2 separate regions of the Homo sapiens genome follow, and region 1 is linked to region 2. A link is an interaction called in ENCODE POLR2A ChIA-PET data of the cell type or tissue named here. Cell type or tissue: A673. All regions are shown on one strand. Links, peaks and the distances in the headings refer to the core of each region. The heading gives the core; the rest is flanking DNA.

Evidence for each region. Peaks named below come from ENCODE experiments on the same cell type or tissue, not always from the same donor. Only the 100,000 strongest peaks of a DNase experiment are listed, where the experiment ranks them.
Region 1: POLR2A ChIA-PET joins it to region 2 with 8 read pairs; 3 of 35 experiments call an interaction of 5 or more read pairs at or near these places.

What each region holds. Positions count from the first base shown.
Region 1 is chr12:123,260,212-123,269,375 of GRCh38, reverse strand. CDK2AP1 (cyclin dependent kinase 2 associated protein 1) reads left to right here. Exons shown (of 4, transcript NM_004642.4): 2 at 2,094-2,191; 3 at 4,054-4,180; 4 at 7,573-8,400. The coding sequence ends at 7,640. Among named protein-coding and RNA genes, the nearest start is that of CDK2AP1, 7.1 kb to the left of the region's middle. RefSeq lists an enhancer at 21-80 and a silencer at 4,146-4,338. In A673, for the core only: a CTCF peak has its summit at 4,603 (motif pointing left); a DNase peak (open chromatin) is centred at 6,015.
Region 2 is chr12:123,616,762-123,625,383 of GRCh38, reverse strand. DDX55 (DEAD-box helicase 55) reads right to left here. Exons shown (of 14, transcript NM_020936.3): 11 at 7,512-7,626; 12 at 6,547-6,715; 13 at 5,660-5,952; 14 at 4,441-5,420. The coding sequence ends at 5,244. EIF2B1 (eukaryotic translation initiation factor 2B subunit alpha) reads left to right here. Exons shown (of 9, transcript NM_001414.4): 7 at 522-597; 8 at 2,623-2,748; 9 at 3,464-4,978. The coding sequence ends at 3,628. SNORA9B (small nucleolar RNA, H/ACA box 9B) reads right to left here; the gene lies at 8,544-8,622. It overlaps LOC105370041 (a long non-coding RNA gene), which reads left to right and starts at 7,622. Exons shown (of 3, transcript XR_945475.3): 1 at 7,622-8,072. RefSeq lists an enhancer at 2,808-4,007. In A673, for the core only: no CTCF peak of the experiment used is centred there; no DNase peak of the experiment used is centred there.

The DNA.
Region 1 (9,164 bases), core at 3,210-8,209, 360 kb after region 2:
GAGCACTGGGGTCACCGAGCTATTGCTCCTCGTCCCCCAGCCAAAATGGGACGATTTCTCCTTCCTCCTCCCTCTCAGCCCTGCAAAACCTAACCCCAGTATCATCAAATAGTAGGAACTGGAGCCCATAGACCTTCTCTTGGGAAGCACTGCCTCTAACAAATGGAGAAACTGAGGACTGGAGGGCGGGGAGCCTGTCTGAGGTCACACAGCCAGGAGTGGCACAGCTGGGGCTGGCACGAAGTCCAGTGGGGAGGACAGAAAAGGGGAGGTGAGGAGCAGTGGGCAGAGCAGTTGGGGAAGAGGACGGGGGCACACCGAGGGAATGCGAGGGTGCGTGGGAAGTGGCCAGCACCCCTCCTGCCAGGGCGCTGGGATCTTGCAAACGCCTGGGGTGCTGTGCGCGATGCTACCCCCAGCGACTGGCCCTGGAGCCAGAGAGGTGTAGTGACCAGGATCAGAACCCAGGTCTGTGCCGGCAGAGCCTGTGTTCGCCATGCCATGCTTGCTGCCACATCAGAAGCTCAGGAAACTGGGGTTTGGCTGATGTAGTTAGGGGGCTCTGGGGGACATCACCCTGCCCAATTCCTGCAGTGGCCATGGACGTGCCAGATATCGTGGGCGTTGTGCGTCCCCCTCCCAAGCAACCCGCCCCTATAGCGCACGTGTCTCATCATCCGCATGTGTCTCATCATCCCCACGTGGGAGGCGTGGAAACTGAGGCTCGGAGTGGCACGGTGCTCTGCCCAGTTCAGGATCCAAGTCCACGTTTGCAGTTCCAGCCCAAGCTGGAGCATAACCCTGGGCTGCAGTGGCAGCATCCAGGGCTGGCCTGAGACTCAGGAGACAGCTCGGAACGGTCCCCGTTCTCGGAGAGAGGGGCAGGTGCCGGGGTAGCTGGCTCCCTGCTTTGGTCTCCTCTATGCTGTGTGCCCTGGGGCCACCCCTTCAGGTCCATTTCTCTAAATCGAGGGGCCTGGAGCCAGGGTTCTCCAGTGCTCCTCCCGGCTCCCCCAGCTTGAGGCCCTGAACTTCCTTCCTCCTCTGCCCCTCCCCTCACCCACACCAAGCGAGCAGCTGGTGGGTTTGGCCAGCCTGGCACCAGCTGTCTGTCCCCGAGGCCAAGTCTGCGGCGCCCACTGTGTGTGTGAGAGAGAGACCGTGTGGCTCTGGGGGCGGCAGGCGGGCAGCTGCCGAGGAGGACTAGGTAAATTCTCCATGGTTACCGCTGTTTGTCATTCTGCAGGATATCCTTTACCCGCTAATGGCCACTGGGACGCCATTGCGGGGCCGCGTGCTCCTAGCCACGGACTCCCCTGCCAGATCCAGGAGGCTGCGTTCTGGGCTGGGCCCTGCTTGGTCACTGACTGCAGCTCTGGACAGGCCCCAATGTTGCATCCCATATGTGGGGCCTCAACCCTCCTGTCTTGGGATACAGAGCCCTTGGGGCATAGACTGCTAAGAGTCTGGTCCCCTCTTTGGGGAGGGGGAGACAGGCACAGAGGGGTTGAGGGGCTTTATCTGGGGCACACAGAGGCCATGGTGTTCTCTAGATTTCTGATTTGATGTCCAGCGTGCCTGTCTCCAGCCAGGGTTGGGTCTCAAATACTCCAAGGCCTTCCTGTCTTCCCTGTCATTGAGCACAGCAGAGATTTGAGCGCATAGAAGCAAAAAGGCTTGGAAGCTCAGCCTGGTTTCGACCAGCCTATGTGGCGCTGTGGTGTGATGTGGCCTCTAGGTTCTCAGCCTCTGGGGACCAGGACACAGGGAGAGGGGATGGGCAGAGTTCAGGCCAGGAGTGGCAATAATTTTATCTTTGGGAGCAGCCCTGCTGCTTGGAAGGTTCTGGTTGGATGGGATGGAGCTCTGTGAGGACCAGCGGCTGCTGCAGAGCTGGGGATGGTCAGGTGCCTTGTAGCTACATTTCATTATCCATCTTATATGCTGGTCAAACCGGAGGTGGAGAGCAGGGTTCTCCATCCTGCTACAGTTGGTGGTGTGGGTCCTGGGCAAGGGCTGTTGCAGGACCCGGAGTCCTTGCCTTGGTACAACTGGCTGAGCTGACTCCTGGCCTCTCTCTCCCCACCCCACAGCTGGGAGTGTCCACTCGCCTTCCACCAGCATGGCAACGTCTTCACAGTACCGCCAGCTGCTCAGTGACTACGGGCCACCGTCCCTAGGCTACACCCAGGTATGTCAATGGGGGTGATGGCATGGTGGGAGGGCCAGGGGGAGACATGCTTCCCACCATCAGAGGAGAGAAGTTGGTGGAAGAGACGAAGGAGCAGAAAGGATGGGACGGAGCTTTCTCAGCCCAAGGCCCTGGCTGCGCTCCTGCTCAGAACACATCAGAGTGGAGGGCACTGGGGACTGTGCTTCGCGGGGACGTGTGAGGTGGAGGGGACAGGAGAGCACCAGGAAGGGGCAGCAGCCCAAGCTGTGCTGAGGCTCCCACCCCACGCGTTCCTCCAGTGGGCCTCCTCACTCCTCTTTCTTGGGCAAGTGAGGCCTGACCTTGATGCTGGCTCTCCAAGCTGGGACAGAAGATAGGGTCAGTTCCCACTTGCTCTCCACGGGCGCGGGCCCAGCAGAGAGGAGGTGGCCCTGTCTTGAGAGCCCAGCTGCCTTTTGTCGAGGGCCAGTATTTGAGAGTGTGGCCTGGGCGAGGCCGCTCCCTGGTTCCACCACTTTCCAGACTGTGACCCCCCACTTGGTAACTGCCCAAGACCCGGGCTCCTCATCAGCCCAAGGGTGATCCTAGTACCCCCAGCCCAGGCTGGCGAACAGCAGGAATGGGGCCGCCACCATCTCAGCTGCACCCTACATCTCCAAGGGATGAGCCGCCCCGGGGAAGGTCCCAGCGGGAAGATGCTCTCCCTGGCTGGGCCCCAGCACCAGTGTTCTGAGGTCGCTATGGAGCCTGTTCCTCGCCAAGTGGGCGGCTCCCCGGCCATGCCCCACCAGGCTGCCCTGCCCCAGGAGGAGAAGCAGGTGTGGGCCTGTGAGCGGGACCGGCTGAAGAAGCGGTGGCTGTGGGAGGCCAGGCAGAGGGGCAGCCGGGAGTTGGCAGTGCCACGTTCTGGCCATGCGACGGCGGCGCCAGGACAGGCGGGAGGCCCGTGAGGCCTGGAGGCAGTGCCGTGGGGAGGCAGAGCAGCCGGAGCAGGACGAGGACAGGACAGAGCGCGAGGCCAGGGGACAGAGGCGGTGGTGGAGGAGGGGGGAGGCAAGGACCTCGCCCAGGGAGCTGGCGTGTCTATGGGAGGAGGTGGCCAAGGGGAGGTAGCCTGGGCTTGTGGGCTTGCGGGCTTGTGGGCTTGCCGGAAGCCCAGCCTCGCTGATCCGGGTGCTTGCTGTGGGGCTCCCAGTGGTGGTGGGAGGAAAGGTTTTCTGGGGGTTGGGCCCTGTTGGTGGGAGGATGAGAGAAGGGAATGCATTCCAGGCTCTGGCTGGGCCATGGCGGATCGCTGTGGTCCTGGTGGCCCAGGTGTGGCCTCTTGTCTCCCCACTGGCTTGGAGGCTTGGCACCTGGGATGTGCCCTCCCATCCATCTGCATCCTGGGAAATGCTGTTTGGACTCTTTTGTGCCAAAATGAGCTGTTTCCCCTGTTTTGTTCATTGGAGATAATAAAGTTGCTTCCTGGAGACGACTGGGTGGCCTCCCTGAGTGTGTGAGGATAGGAGGGTGAGGACCATCTCCCTAACTTGTAGTTGTCCCCTAGAATGGGACGTGCCTTGGCCCAGCTGAGGTGGCTGCCCCAGAAGTCTGAGGCTGGGCTGCGTTCCCTATCCTGACCGGCCCGGGGCCCTCTCCACCCACCTGCCTGTGGCCTTGGGGTCAGGCTGCTGAACCCTTTTTTTTTTTTTTCCCCCGAGATGGAGTCTCGCTCTGTTGCCCAGGCTGGAGTGCAGTGGAGTGATCTTGGCTCACTGCAACTTCCACCTCCTGGGTCCAAGCAGTTCTCCTGCCTCAGCCTCCTGAGTAACTGGGACTACAGGCACGCACCACCACGCCCGGCTGATTTTGCTGAACCCATTTCTTTCTGATTCTAGGGAACTGGGAACAGCCAGGTGCCCCAAAGCAAATACGCGGAGCTGCTGGCCATCATTGAAGAGCTGGGGAAGGAGATCAGACCCACGTACGCAGGGAGCAAGAGTGCCATGGAGAGGCTGAAGCGCGGTAAGCCCGGCCCCGCTGCCCTGTCGGTGACCACAGTGCTAGACCTTTAACTCTGGAAAGACTTTTGGGGAAAATGTGGGAAGGTGGGCTAGGGATGAGGCTCACTCATGGGAGCTCCTGTCTTGTTACAGAGTTGCCGTCTGTGGTGGAGGCCTCAGGCAGGCGATGGGTCTGGTAGCGAGGGGCCTGGGGGGCTGGATGTCTTCAGAGGGGTCTTCTGGGAAGGGCAGCCCAGGCAGGGAGCCCTTCTTACCCTGTGTGCTGCCAGGGGGTCTGCTGGCTTTCAAGGGTGTGTTCGAAGTGCCCCCTGCCCCCGACCCTGCCTGGTCTGCTCCTGTGGGCCGACACTGGTCCTAGGGAAGCCAAGCTCAGGGTTCATCGGTGCCTGCACTGCCCTCTGCTGTCACCTCTTTGGAGGGAGACCCAAGGAAGTGTGTGGGTCTGTGCTAGGGTCTGGGGAGGGAGGCTGAGAGCACTTTGTTCTTTAATGGTTGGAGAGGGAGGGCAGGCAGGAGATGACAGAGCACAAGGGACTCGTGTTAAGGTGTGACTGTCCGTCTGATTTCGAAAGGACGTTAAATAGGTTGCTACCTTCTGAAATAAAAGGGGAGTGGAGGTAGGACAGGATTTCTATTTTAGAAGGCGACAGTGCAGCAGAGCCATAGCCCATGAACGCATTCAAGATGAGGGGAGACTTGGGGCTCTTTTTTTTTTTTTTTTTTTTTTTTTTTTTGGGAGACGGAGTTTTACTCTTGTTGCCCAGGCTGGAGTGCAGTGGTGCAATCTCGGCTCACCGCAACCTCCGCCTCCTGGGTTCAAGCGATTCTCCTGCCTCAGCCTCCCAAGTAGCTGGGATTACAGGCATGTGCCACCACACCTGTCTAATTTTTTGTATTTTTAGTAGAGACAGGGTTTCTCCAAGTTGGTCAGCCTGGTCTTGAACTCCCAACCTCAGGTGATCCACCTGCCTTGGCCTCCCAAAGTGCTGGCATTACAGGCGTGAGCCACCACGCCCGGCCTGGGACTTGGGGTTCTTAAAAAGGCTGGAGAAGCAACCTGGGAGAGGAACATTCTTTTTTTTTTTTTTGAGATGGAGTCTAGCTCTGTCACCTGGGCTGGAGTGCAGTGGCACGATCTCGGCCCACTGCAACCTCCGCCTCCCGGGTTCAAACAATTTTCCTGCCTCAAGCCTCCCGAGTAGTTGGGACTACAGGCGTGCGCCACTATACCCAGCTAATTTTTGTATTTTTAGTAGAGACCAGGTTTCGCCATGTTGGTTGGCCAGGATGGTTTCGATTTCTTGACCTTGTGATCCTCCCGCCTTGGCCTCCCAAAGTGCTGGGATTACAGGCGTTGAGCCACCGTGCCCGGCCTGGGAGAGGAACTTTCTTTGGTTGTAAATCTGTAGCATAAATGGGGGCTGTAGTTGAAGTTATGCCCCAGTGACACGAGGGCCAGTTGAGGACAGGCTGCTGCCAGGAGCGGGGTTGCTCTGGAGTTTATGAAACCTTTGTGAAGAGGTTGACGGGTCTCAAAGCTAGGTTGGGACTACCAGGGTTAGAGGATGTGATTGAAGAGGGCCTGGGGGAAGGGATGCAGAGCCCAACCCTGGTCTCGCCTGGAGAGTTGGGTGGTCCCAGGGCTGCTCTCCGGTAGCTGGGGTGCTGCTTACCTGAATGGAAATTCCTGGGAAGATGCTGGGTCCCAGAGTCCAACAGGTAATTTGCAGTCACCCAGAAAAGGCACTGGTTCAAGTCAGCAAATGCGTACAAACTGCCAGTCTTTTAGTAACAAGGAAGACCTAGTGCTACCCCTTGGCCAACAGCCAAGCCCAAGCTTACCAAGCTCATGTCACAGCAGGGTGAAAACACGTCATAGAGGGGTCAGGGAGTTAGGAGCTAGGAGCATTGTAGGTAGGTTGGCAACTACAGCCCAAGAGCCAGGAGCCAAGAATAGTGGTTTTTTTTTGTTTTTTTTTTTTTTTTGAGACAGAGTCTCGCTCTATCACCCAGGCTGGAGTGCAGTGGCGCGATCTCGGCTCACTGCAACCTCCGCCTCCCGGGTTCAAGCAGTTCTGCCTCAGCCTCCCGAGTAGCTGGGATTATAGGCGCCCACCACCACGCCCATCTAATTTTTGTATTTTTAGTAGAGATGGGGTTGTACCATGTTGGCCAGGCTGGTCTCAAACTCCTGACCTCAAGTGGGCAACCCGCCCCGGCCTCCGAAAGTGCTGGGATTACAGGTGTGAGCCACCGCGACAGGCATGGTTCTTAATGGTTGAAAAAAAAAATGATTTTGGGACGTGTGAAAGTTATCTGAAATTCAGACTTAAGTGTTCATAAATAAAGGTTTGTGGGTCCAGGTGTGATGGTGCATGCCTGTAATCCAGCAGTTTGGGAGGCTAAAGCCAGGAGCAACATAGTGAAACTCCCATCTCTACAAATAATGATAAAACAGCCAGGCATGGTGGTGCGTGCCTATAGTCCCAGCTTCTCCGGAGGCTGAGGTGGGAGGATCACCTGATCCTGGCAGGTTGAGGCTGCAGTGAGCTGTGATCGTGCCACTGCACTCCAGCCTGGGTGACAGGGCAAGATGCTGTCTCAAAAAAAATTTGAGTGAAGTAGTTGTGTCAGAGACTGTAGCCTGCAAAGCTCAAAATATTTGCTGTCTGGTCCTCACAGAAAACATTCTCCAAGGCTCTGAGTTAGTTTCTAAGATTTGTGAGGTGATGATGTGGGATGTCATTCCCAGTGGCCTCTGGGAGTCATGTATTAGAAGGAATAGAATCCTTAGTGTCTATTAAAAGATCATATTTCATGAAGTTCAGTAGAGGCAGAAAGAAAAAAAAGGTAAGCACCAAACCACAGAGACAAAAGACTGGGGAAGATTCATCGGGCAGAAGGTAGCTGCAGTCTTGTGGGGTTGTCCCCGTGGACCCAGGGTCCCGCGTGGGTAGTAGTCAGTTCTCTGCGCCCTCACGTGTGCAGCTGAAGCCATTCTCTTGCTTACTTACGCCGGTCAAGCCCTGTCTAGAATTCAGACTGAAGAAGCCAGAGAAAAATCTCCATAGTGGGTCAAGCAAAAGAATTTGGGTGGAGACATGTCTTTCATCCAACAGTGTCGTGGAAGGACAGCTTGCTGGTGCACCTTGAATGCAGGAAAAAATGTTTAGAGAGACAGGAAGAGTTGTGGTGAGGAGGGAAGGGCTTTAGAGAGGGATGGGATTGTTAGCGTCCTTCAGGGTTGCTTGGTTATAGGTTTCCCTGGTTCTCTTTATGTCTGAGGGTTTTGTGGACAGGCTGTGGAAGGATGGATCCTCTTGCTGTTTCAGAATGGGCTTTGCTGGCTGGTCCTGTGCACTTGCTGACCTCAGGTCTCTGCCTCTGTTTCAGGCATCATTCACGCTAGAGGACTGGTTCGGGAGTGCTTGGCAGAAACGGAACGGAATGCCAGATCCTAGCTGCCTTGTTGGTTTTGAAGGATTTCCATCTTTTTACAAGATGAGAAGTTACAGTTCATCTCCCCTGTTCAGATGAAACCCTTGTTTTCAAAATGGTTACAGTTTCGTTTTTCCTCCCATGGTTCACTTGGCTCTGAACCTACAGTCTCAAAGATTGAGAAAAGATTTTGCAGTTAATTAGGATTTGCATTTTAAGTAGTTAGGAACTGCCCAGGTTTTTTTTGTTTTTTAAGCATTGATTTAAAAGATGCACGGAAAGTTATCTTACAGCAAACTGTAGTTTGCCTCCAAGACACCATTGTCTCCCTTTAATCTTCTCTTTTGTATACATTTGTTACCCATGGTGTTCTTTGTTCCTTTTCATAAGCTAATACCACTGTAGGGATTTTGTTTTGAACGCATATTGACAGCACGCTTTACTTAGTAGCCGGTTCCCATTTGCCATACAATGTAGGTTCTGCTTAATGTAACTTCTTTTTTGCTTAAGCATTTGCATGACTATTAGTGCTTCAAAGTCAATTTTTAAAAATGCACAAGTTATAAATACAGAAGAAAGAGCAACCCACCAAACCTAACAAGGACCCCCGAACACTTTCATACTAAGACTGTAAGTAGATCTCAGTTCTGCGTTTATTGTAAGTTGATAAAAACATCTGGAAGAAAATGACTAAAACTGTTTGCATCTTTGTATGTATTTATTACTTGATGTAATAAAGCTTATTTTCATTAACAATTTGTATTAAAATGTGGGTTCCTTGAATTCTTACGTGCTGTTTTATTTTTTTGAGACAGGGTCTTGTTTTGCCACCCAGGCTGGAGTGCAGTAATATAATCTTGGCTCACCGCAGCCTCAACCTCCTGGGCTCAAGCAATCCTCCCATCTCAGCCTCCCTAGTGGCTGGAACTACAGGTGTGTGCCACTATGCCTGAATAATTTTTAAAAGACTTTTTGTATTGAATGAATGGGTGTGTGATGGAAAAAAAATTTTTTTTGCAGAGATGAGGTCTCACTATGTTGCCTAGGCTGGATCCTGGGCTCAAGTGATCCTTCCACCTTAGCCTCTCAAAGTACTGGGATTATAGGTGTGAGCTACCACGCCTGGTGTAAAGAAGTGCTATTTTAAATAATCTCTCATGAAAGTGTTTGAAATGCTTGTTCCCCGGTGCCGTGAAGAAATAGCACTTGAACATAAATTTAATTTACTCAGCAAGGCCATTTTTACTTCCCGCAGAAAGGGTACATTCGCCAGCAGTTTTGCCACGAGAGTACACCGAACAAAGAGACAGGGTCATTTGTAACCTGATGCGTCCACCCTACTGCTGTGTCCGGTTTCCATTGGCTGGAACGGGACCTCATATTCTGTATTTGTCCTGATTGGGAAGCAACTTAAAACTTTTTAAAAGAGGCGAAGGCAGAAGAGAACAAAGGAAGGAGAAAGTAACTTGTGGAATGGTGAGAAAGGTAAACACTTTTAAATAAGGAAGAGGAACAGGCTATGACCTAATGCTTGCTCCGACCAGTGT
Region 2 (8,622 bases), core at 85-5,084:
GCTACCTGGGAGGCTGAAATGGGAGGATCGCTTGAGCCTAAGAGGTAGAGGTTTGGGCTGAGATCATGCCACTGCACTCTAGCCTGGGCAACAGAGTGAGATCTGGTCTCAAAAAAAAAAAGAAAGATTTTTAAAACTGCATAACACTTTTGTCCAACTTCAGATCTCATCAGATTTTAAAATTTTGTTTGGTTTGTGCTGAAGTAGAAAAGAAAGTAGAGGATACCACACTTGGAAGGAAGACTGCTGTGTCAGGACATTCTTGCTTCACTTACACACATATGTACGTGTGCATGCGCCGGGCGGCAGTGTGAAGTGTATGTCTCATTGTAGGGTCATGACCAGAAAACACCCCTGGTAACAATGCCAGGGGTCTATCGCGTGTTAAGTGCGCTTTAAAAAAAACAGGTAGTTATGGGAGGAACTTACCTTGATAGAAATGGAATATTGATCTTTGCAGATGATGATGCTACTCGTTAGAGCCAAGAAAATAAAGCATGAAAAGCTTTTTTTCCCCTTAGCTACATCATGGAGAAAGCAGATCTTGTCATAGTTGGTGCTGAAGGAGTTGTTGAAAACGGAGGAATTATTAACAAGGTAAGAGCATCAGTTCTCCCCAGTTCCCTGCTCAAGACTTGGAGGTGTCTTGCTGACCTAGGACACCACAGCAGTGTTGATTATGGTTCCTTCTAATCCTGCTTCACTTCAGGACTTCATCATGGTATTGAGTTGTTGCCCATTTCCCGTAAGTCATAGCAATGGGCAGTCCAGTTTCAGTCAAATCTTTTTTAGATTGATCTACATAAATGAAGACAATGTAATTTGGTCAGGTGTGATGCCTTATACCTGTAATCCTAGCAATTTGAGAGGCCAGGGTGGGAGGATCACTTGAGGCCTTGAGTTCAAGACCAGCCTGGGCAACATAGTGAAACCCTGTCTCTACAAAAAATTAGAAAAATTAGCTGGGCGTGGTGGTGCTTGCCTGTAGTTCCAGCTGCCCAGGAAGCTGAGGCAGGAGTATCACGTGAGCCCAGGAATTTGAGGTTGCAGTAAGTTATGATCACACTACTGCATTCCAGCCTGGGCGATGGTGAGACCCTGTCTCAGTAAAAAAAAAAAAAAAAAAAGTGTAATTTATATTTATACAAAATTGGCTTGAATTGGAATTGGGGTTTGTCTGGTTTTTGCTTTATTTATGTGTATATGTATGTTTTATTTATGCATATATATACACACACATAATATATATACACAAATATTTTTAAAATATTATTTATATATTTACATATAAAGTATGTATGTATAAAATACGTGTATTTATATATAAATATTATATATATTTTAAAATAGAGACACATTCACTCTGTTGCCCAGGCTGTAGTGTAGTACAGTGATCATAGCTTACTGCAGTCTTGAACTCCTAGCCTGAAGCAATCTTTCCACTTCCCAAAGTGCTAGGATTACAGGCATGAGCCACTGTGGCCGGCCTGTCATTTGTTTTCATTTTAATTGAGCACATTTGACCTCAATTTATTACAATCTCTCTCTCCATTATTTAATTTAGAAAAGCTTCATGAAAGCTTTTTTTAGTTAAAATATATGTAACATAAGGCCGGGCGTAGTAGCTCACGCCTATAATCCCAGCACTTTGGGAGGCTGAGGCAGGTAGATCATCTGAGGTCAGGAGTTCGAGACCAGCCTGGCCAACATGGTGAAACCCCATATCTACTAAAAATACAAAAAATTAGCTGGGCATGGTGGCGGGTGCCTGTAATCCCAGCTACTTGGCAGGCTGACGCAGGAGAATCGCTTGAACCTGGGAGGCGGAGGTCTGCAGGCAGAGTGTTGAGTCACATGGTAACTATATATTTAACTTTCAGAAACTAATGATTTTCCACAGCAGCTGCACTACTTTACATTCCCACTAGCAAAGCACAAAGGTTCCAATTTCTCTACATCCTTGCCAACACTTGTTTTTTTAAATTTTTTTATTTTTTGAGATGGAGTTTCACTCTTGCTGTCCAGGCTGGAGTGCAATGGCACAGTCTTGGCTCACTGCAACCTCCAGTGCCCGGGTTCAAGCGAGTCTCCTGCTTCAGCCTCCCTAGTAGCTGGGATTACAGGCACCCCCCATCCCACCATGCCCAGCTAATTTTTTGTATTTTTAGTAGAGATGGGGTTTCCCTATATTGGCCAGCTGGTCTCAAACTCCTGACCTCAGGTGATCCACCCACCTCGGCCTCCCAAAGTGCTGGGATTACAGGCGTGAGCCACCACATCCAGCCTCTAGTGGCTGTTTCTATATCCTTTGAGAAACATTTATTTTTTTGATTCCAAAGTCAGAATTAGATATATCTAATATATGTATTAGATATATGTATATCTATATTATATACATAACTTTCTATTGCTGTTTTTTAATTGTTCCTTTATTGTAATTGAGACGAGGTCTCACCGTGTTGCCTAGGCTGGTCCCAAACTCATGGGTTCAGGTGATCCACCCACCTCGGCCTCCCAAAATGCTGGAATACAGGCATGCACCACTGTGCCCGGCCCGCTTTTCTGTGGCTTCTACTTCAGATGCACTCTAGAGCTCATCCATTCCATTTTCTGCCTTCCCAGATTGGAACCAACCAGATGGCTGTGTGTGCCAAAGCACAGAACAAACCTTTCTATGTGGTTGCAGAAAGTTTCAAGTTTGTCCGGCTCTTTCCACTAAACCAGCAAGACGTCCCAGATAAGTTTAAGGCAAGAGTTTTACATATTTGAAGGGGTACTAAAGTCTAAACAGAAACCTTTGGAAATTGTAGTCCTAAGAATGTTCCAGTAATTTTTTCACTTCCTATTGCTACTTTCCCCAACACTTGGAATACAAAGATAAATTGGTGATTGGACTCACACATTTGTCCCTAGAACTTCAGTCTTTCAGTCTCTTTAAGTAGCACCATAGATGGGTGGAGAGGAAGCCCGAAGCTGGTGGGTAAGTCCCAGCTTTGGGCTTAACTGAGCTCAGCTCCCATCACCACAACTTACAAACTGTGCGAGTTGAGGCAAGTCCTTTCATTTCAACCTCTGAACCGGTTTTCTTGTCTGTAAAATGGCATAGCAGTATCTGACAGGGTCATGAGGATTCTAAGATAATCTTAGCACAGTCCCTGGCACGCTGCAAGCTCTCTATTGTGACTCTCGATCTTCCCTTGAGAGGTCTGGAGAAGTTAATCCGGCATGAGAATGAGGGGACATGGGATTTAAGTTTGTTACACTACAGCTCTCAGCCAGCACACTGCCATGATCTGGCTCATGGCCACAACTCTGCCCTCGTCTCTAGTGTCCTGCATAGCTTAGTTTCTCCCATTTTCAGAGAGCAGTCTCAGGAAGTAGCACACTGATCACTCACACCAAGGCCCTACCAGGTCAGAGCACTAAATATTCAGTGCCGACTAATGTGTACTTCTCTCCTCAGTATAAGGCAGACACTCTCAAGGTCGCGCAGACTGGACAAGACCTCAAAGAGGAGCATCCGTGGGTCGACTACACTGCCCCTTCCTTAATCACTCTGCTGTTTACAGACCTGGGCGTGCTGACACCCTCAGCAGTCAGCGATGAGCTCATCAAGCTCTATCTGTAACCTGTGAGCCCTTTCCTGCCAAGGTGCAGCTTACGTAGTTGAGGCAGGGTGAGTAGCTGCTTGACACCCCAGTGAGTCAGGCCAAAACTGAGATGTGTTTAATGAAGATTTATGGAGTAAGGACTTAAAATCATACATCTTGGAGAACCTTTCTTACTCATTTCAGTCCCATCTAAAAATGTGTCAGCTATTCTAAATCCCAACTTAAATTGTTCTTACGGTTTCTAGAAACTTTCCTTTTCAGTTTCCAGAAATACAAGTTAGATAATTGGCTACTTAACTGATGAAAGATGAGCCCAAGTCCACCTGTCTTCATCCTCCCCTGCACTCCAGACTGATCTGCCTAAAGCACGCGAGATGCAGGCGAAAAGCAGCCACACCCCTCTGCCACAAATGACCAACAGCTGGTCAGGACGTTACACGCGGTGCCTTGTAAGAGGCAAGAAACACTTGCTGAATCTGCATCTGGCTTCCAGTGGTAAGCACATTCCTCAGCAGGATCAAGCCAAACAGTAAAAACTACCAAGAGAACACGAGGAAGGCAGAAACGATGTTTAGCAACAGTATTCTGCATGGTTCACTGCTTAAGAAAATGCCTTCTGGAATATTTGTAAACTGAAATTCTGTATGTGTAAGAGATGTTTAAATATGTTTGGGTCCTAAACAGCTTTTTAAAATTATACTTGGGAATAAATTCAGCATCTTTTCAAATAAACTCTATGAAAGACGCTGATGTGGTGTTGCATCAATACTGCAAGCTGACCAGGCCATCTAGGGGAAAACACTGTCCAGCTACATTTACACACTTAAGACCCAGGCAATCAGGACACCATTTATTCAACAGGAGGCATAAAAACTATAATTCTCTTTCCCGGAATATGACTTAATCCCTCTGTTTTTCAGCTATTCACCAATAAAACAATACTGTGACTATTAACACAGAAAAACCCCAGCACATTAGCCACCCCTGCAGGACATCAAAGGATAACTGAAGCCCAGGGCCAAGCACATTCAGGAGGTCAAATGCCTGAAGATACTGAGGAATGGTTTTGAAAATCAGAAGTCAAGAAGACTTCTGTATCTTTATGTTTAAAAATAACTATAAAATAGCCTCAGAAAAAAGAGCTTATATATATATATATATATATATATATATATATATATATATATATATAATATGTACATATGTCTATATGTGACCCATCATGATAAATACTGACATCTATTATTTACACTCAAATAATTTTACATTTTCTTCTGTTAGACTACTCCAAGACTGGAATTGTTTTGTTTTGTTGTTTTTAATGAGAGGGTCTCGCTGTGTTCCCAGGCTGGTCTTGAACTCCTGGGCTCAAGTGATCCTCCTGCCTCAGCCTCCCAAAGTGCTGGGATTATAGGCAGGAGCCACCGCACCCGGCCAAGACTGGAATGTTTTTAGTAAAATATTCTGAAGTGTGAAATCCTTCATTTCTCCCTCATCTGAAAGGACAGCTTTCAGAGACATCATTCTTTTCAGATGTCTCCTGAAGTTGTGATTTTCGTTAAAAGCAAACTGGAGCCATCCACCAAGTTAGGGAACAGCTATGTCCTTGTGGGTTCATCTGTGGCACTGGAATCAGCAGTCATCTTCCAAATCTGAGATCCCTAAATCCACTGTCTTGATTGTTCTTTTGCCAGTTGTCAACAAGCCCTTCTCAAATTCTTCTTCAGTTATTTTGCCTTTCTTAAGTTTTTTCAAGAGTCTTGTGTCATTAAGAAGTTCTTCCATGTCCTCATCTTCAATATCAGAACCCTAAGTGCAGAAGAAACCAATAAACTACTAAATTTTTCAGCAATAGTGTTGTAGTGAAACCAGCAGTTTTAACTCAAGAACTATAAGCTCTCAGATTGGCTTCTGCAAATAGAGCAAATTCCCCACCCTGGTCGCCAACGTAACAGAAATCTGACAGCCCCACACAATTCCTATTTAAAGAACTACTACAATAAATTTGTTCAAGATTCTAAGTTAATGTAAGTAAAAGTAAACTTTACCTCTTCCCTTTTCCTTTTCTCATTCATTTTTTTCTTCTTTTCTTTTTTGGCCTTCTGCTTTGACCAAGCTTTATTTTTTATGAATTTTCTTCTCCCTTCATTTTCTGTTTTCTCTCTTCTTTGTTGCTCCAGGAGTTTCTGCCTCTGCTTTTCTCTGATTTTATCTTTAAATGGAATCGTGTCGGTATTAACGTCCACGGGCACAAAATCTGGAAACTGCTTTCCTCTCAATTCTGGCATCTTGGGCATCCTCAGCAGGGCAAAACCTCGAGCAAGGCTGGCAAAATCAAGATCTGATTCAATCAGAAGATCAGAGTTAGCGCACTCAACAGGATTAGAACAATCAGTAATGGCTTACAATATAATTTTTTTCTAACCAAAGGGTTTAATGCATTCATTTTAGTTAGAATGAAAATAATTGAGGCCGGGTGCAGTGGCTCACGCCTGTAATCCCAGCACTTTGCGAGGCCGAGGTGGGCGGATCACGAGGTCAGGAGATCGAGACCATCCTGGCTAACACGGTGAAACCCCGTCTCTACTAAAAAATACAAAAAATTAGCTGGGCGTGGTGGCGGGCGCCTGTAGTCCCAGCTACTCGGGAGGCTGAGACAGGAGAATGGCGTGAACCTGGGAGGCAGAGCTTACAGTGAGCCGAGATCGCGCCACTGCGCTCCAGGCTGGGTGACAAAGCGCGACTCTGTCTCAAAAATTAAAAAAATTACATTTTTACAAAGTTAAAAGGAATACTCAGCAGCCAGTGGCCAGTTTATTCTGTGTCTACTCAAAACCTGGGAACACTTCCTTTTATGAGACAAAGCAATCTCATACTTGTAAGACCACCACATAGTTAAGATGGAGACATTATCACATGAAGAAGTCCAACTTACCCTTTAATCTGAAAATCAGGTTGCATTCATGCTTTGCATAAGCTTGGACATATGACACAAAAGCTTTCATGCCCTTTTCAAACACAGCTCTGTCAGCCAGGGCCATGGACTTGAGTTTTGGCAGAAGGTCCGCTGTGTTTCTCTGGGGCTTCATCTCCTGCAGGGGGCACTACACACACACACATACCACATTCTCACCTTCCCTGGCTGGCATCATATCCCCAGGGCTCCCCATCACAACCAAGAAAAACAAAAGCGAAACAATTCCTTTTCAACTGTTGAGGTCTGAAGCCCAACTCCAACCCAAATATTTCACATGCTCTGTAAAGTATGTTAAATTTTTAAAAGAAAATTTAAAAATCAGATTTCACATGACAATCCTAATCTGGTAGCAAAGTATGGCAACACTGGGTCTCTATTCACAAGAAGTAACCCTTGCCTGGGTCCCAGCAGGGCATGCTACCACACAGGAGACTTGGTCACTCCATGACCGAGGTGCCTCCACAGCCTTAAAGCCCACCAGGGTGGCCGGGCACGGTGGCTCACGCCTGTCATCCCAGCACTTTGGGAGGCCGAGGTGGGCGGATCACCTGAGGTCGGGAGTTCAAGACCAGCCTGACCAACATGGAGAAACCCCATCTCTACTAAAAATACAAAATTAGCTGGGGTGGCGCATGCCTGTAATCCCAGCTACTTGGGAGGCTGAGGCAGGAGAATCCATTGAACCCGGGAGGTGGAGGTTGCGGTGAACCGAGATAGTGCCATTGCACTCCAGCCTGGGCAACAAGAGTGAAACTCCGTCTCAAAAAAAAAAAAAAAAAACCCCACCAGGGCCCCCCACTGCCACCACCAGCCCAGCCCCAGTGAGTTTGCAATTCGTAATTTCAATTGCTGACCACATGCTGGAGAACTTTTCCAGCTACCCCGTCACTAGGCATTCTATCTGAAAACGGACGGCAGCTTACTTTTTGGTTAATTGCAAGGAAATTGATGTATGACTCTTCCATGGGCAGGAGGAACACCAGAGCGCTGCCCCCGTGGCCAATGCGAGCTGTGCGACCGCAGCGATGCACGAAGGCACTGTGAGAACACAGGGTGGAAATGGGTACCCAGGTGATGACAGCTGAACAGAGCTCAGGCTCCAGCCACATGGCTGCTGCAGCTAAAACGCTCTGGGGAGCCTCTAGCCTCCACAGCTCAGTGTGGACTCGGCCACTTACTAGTGTGAGAAATAGAACTGGCAATTAAACCAACACTGCAAACAGATACGATTCTGTAAGAAACATTTAATGTGAACTCTTAAGTAAAACTTGTATCTTTCTCTCTGATCATACAGGTGGGACATAGTCCCCAGTGGAAAATCTGGGAAACAATGAAAAATACAAAGAATAAAATGAAAATGACCAATAACCTCAGGAGTAATCATCAACACTTGGGGGTTTATAGGCATTTTCCTATGCGTGGAAGCATGTATTAGGAATATATGCTGACTTTGAAGAAAGTAATTGTAATTTTCACATGTGGTGGTATGTATTGCTTTTTTCATTTAGACATTCTATTGTGTGTTTCTGCAAGAACTGATAATATTTGAAAGTACTTTTAATTGCTACCAATACAGTATCACGATTTCACCATGAATGGGTTATTCATCCATTTGCCTATTTTTGCTACTTAAAACAACGGGTTTTTGTTTTGAGACAGAGTCTCACACTGTTGCCCAGGCTGGAGTGAAGTGGCACAATCCATTGCCACCTCTGCCTCCTGCGCTCAAGCGATTCTCCTGCCTCAGCCTCTCAAGTAGCTGGGACTACAGGAACACACGCCTGGCTAATCTGTATATATATTTTTTGTAGAGACAGGGTTTTGTCCTGTTGCCCAAGCTGGTGAATTCCTGGGCTCAAACGATTCACCTGCCTCGGCCTCCCCAAAGTGCTGGAATTACAGGCGTGAGCCACCGCGCCCAGCCTCAAATAATGTTGTTGTTTTTTGTTTTCTCTCATTGTCTGAAATTTCTATAACCTTGCTCTACATGGAGCACGGCAAGGCCTCAAACCATTTCAAAACTGTTCTGGCAAG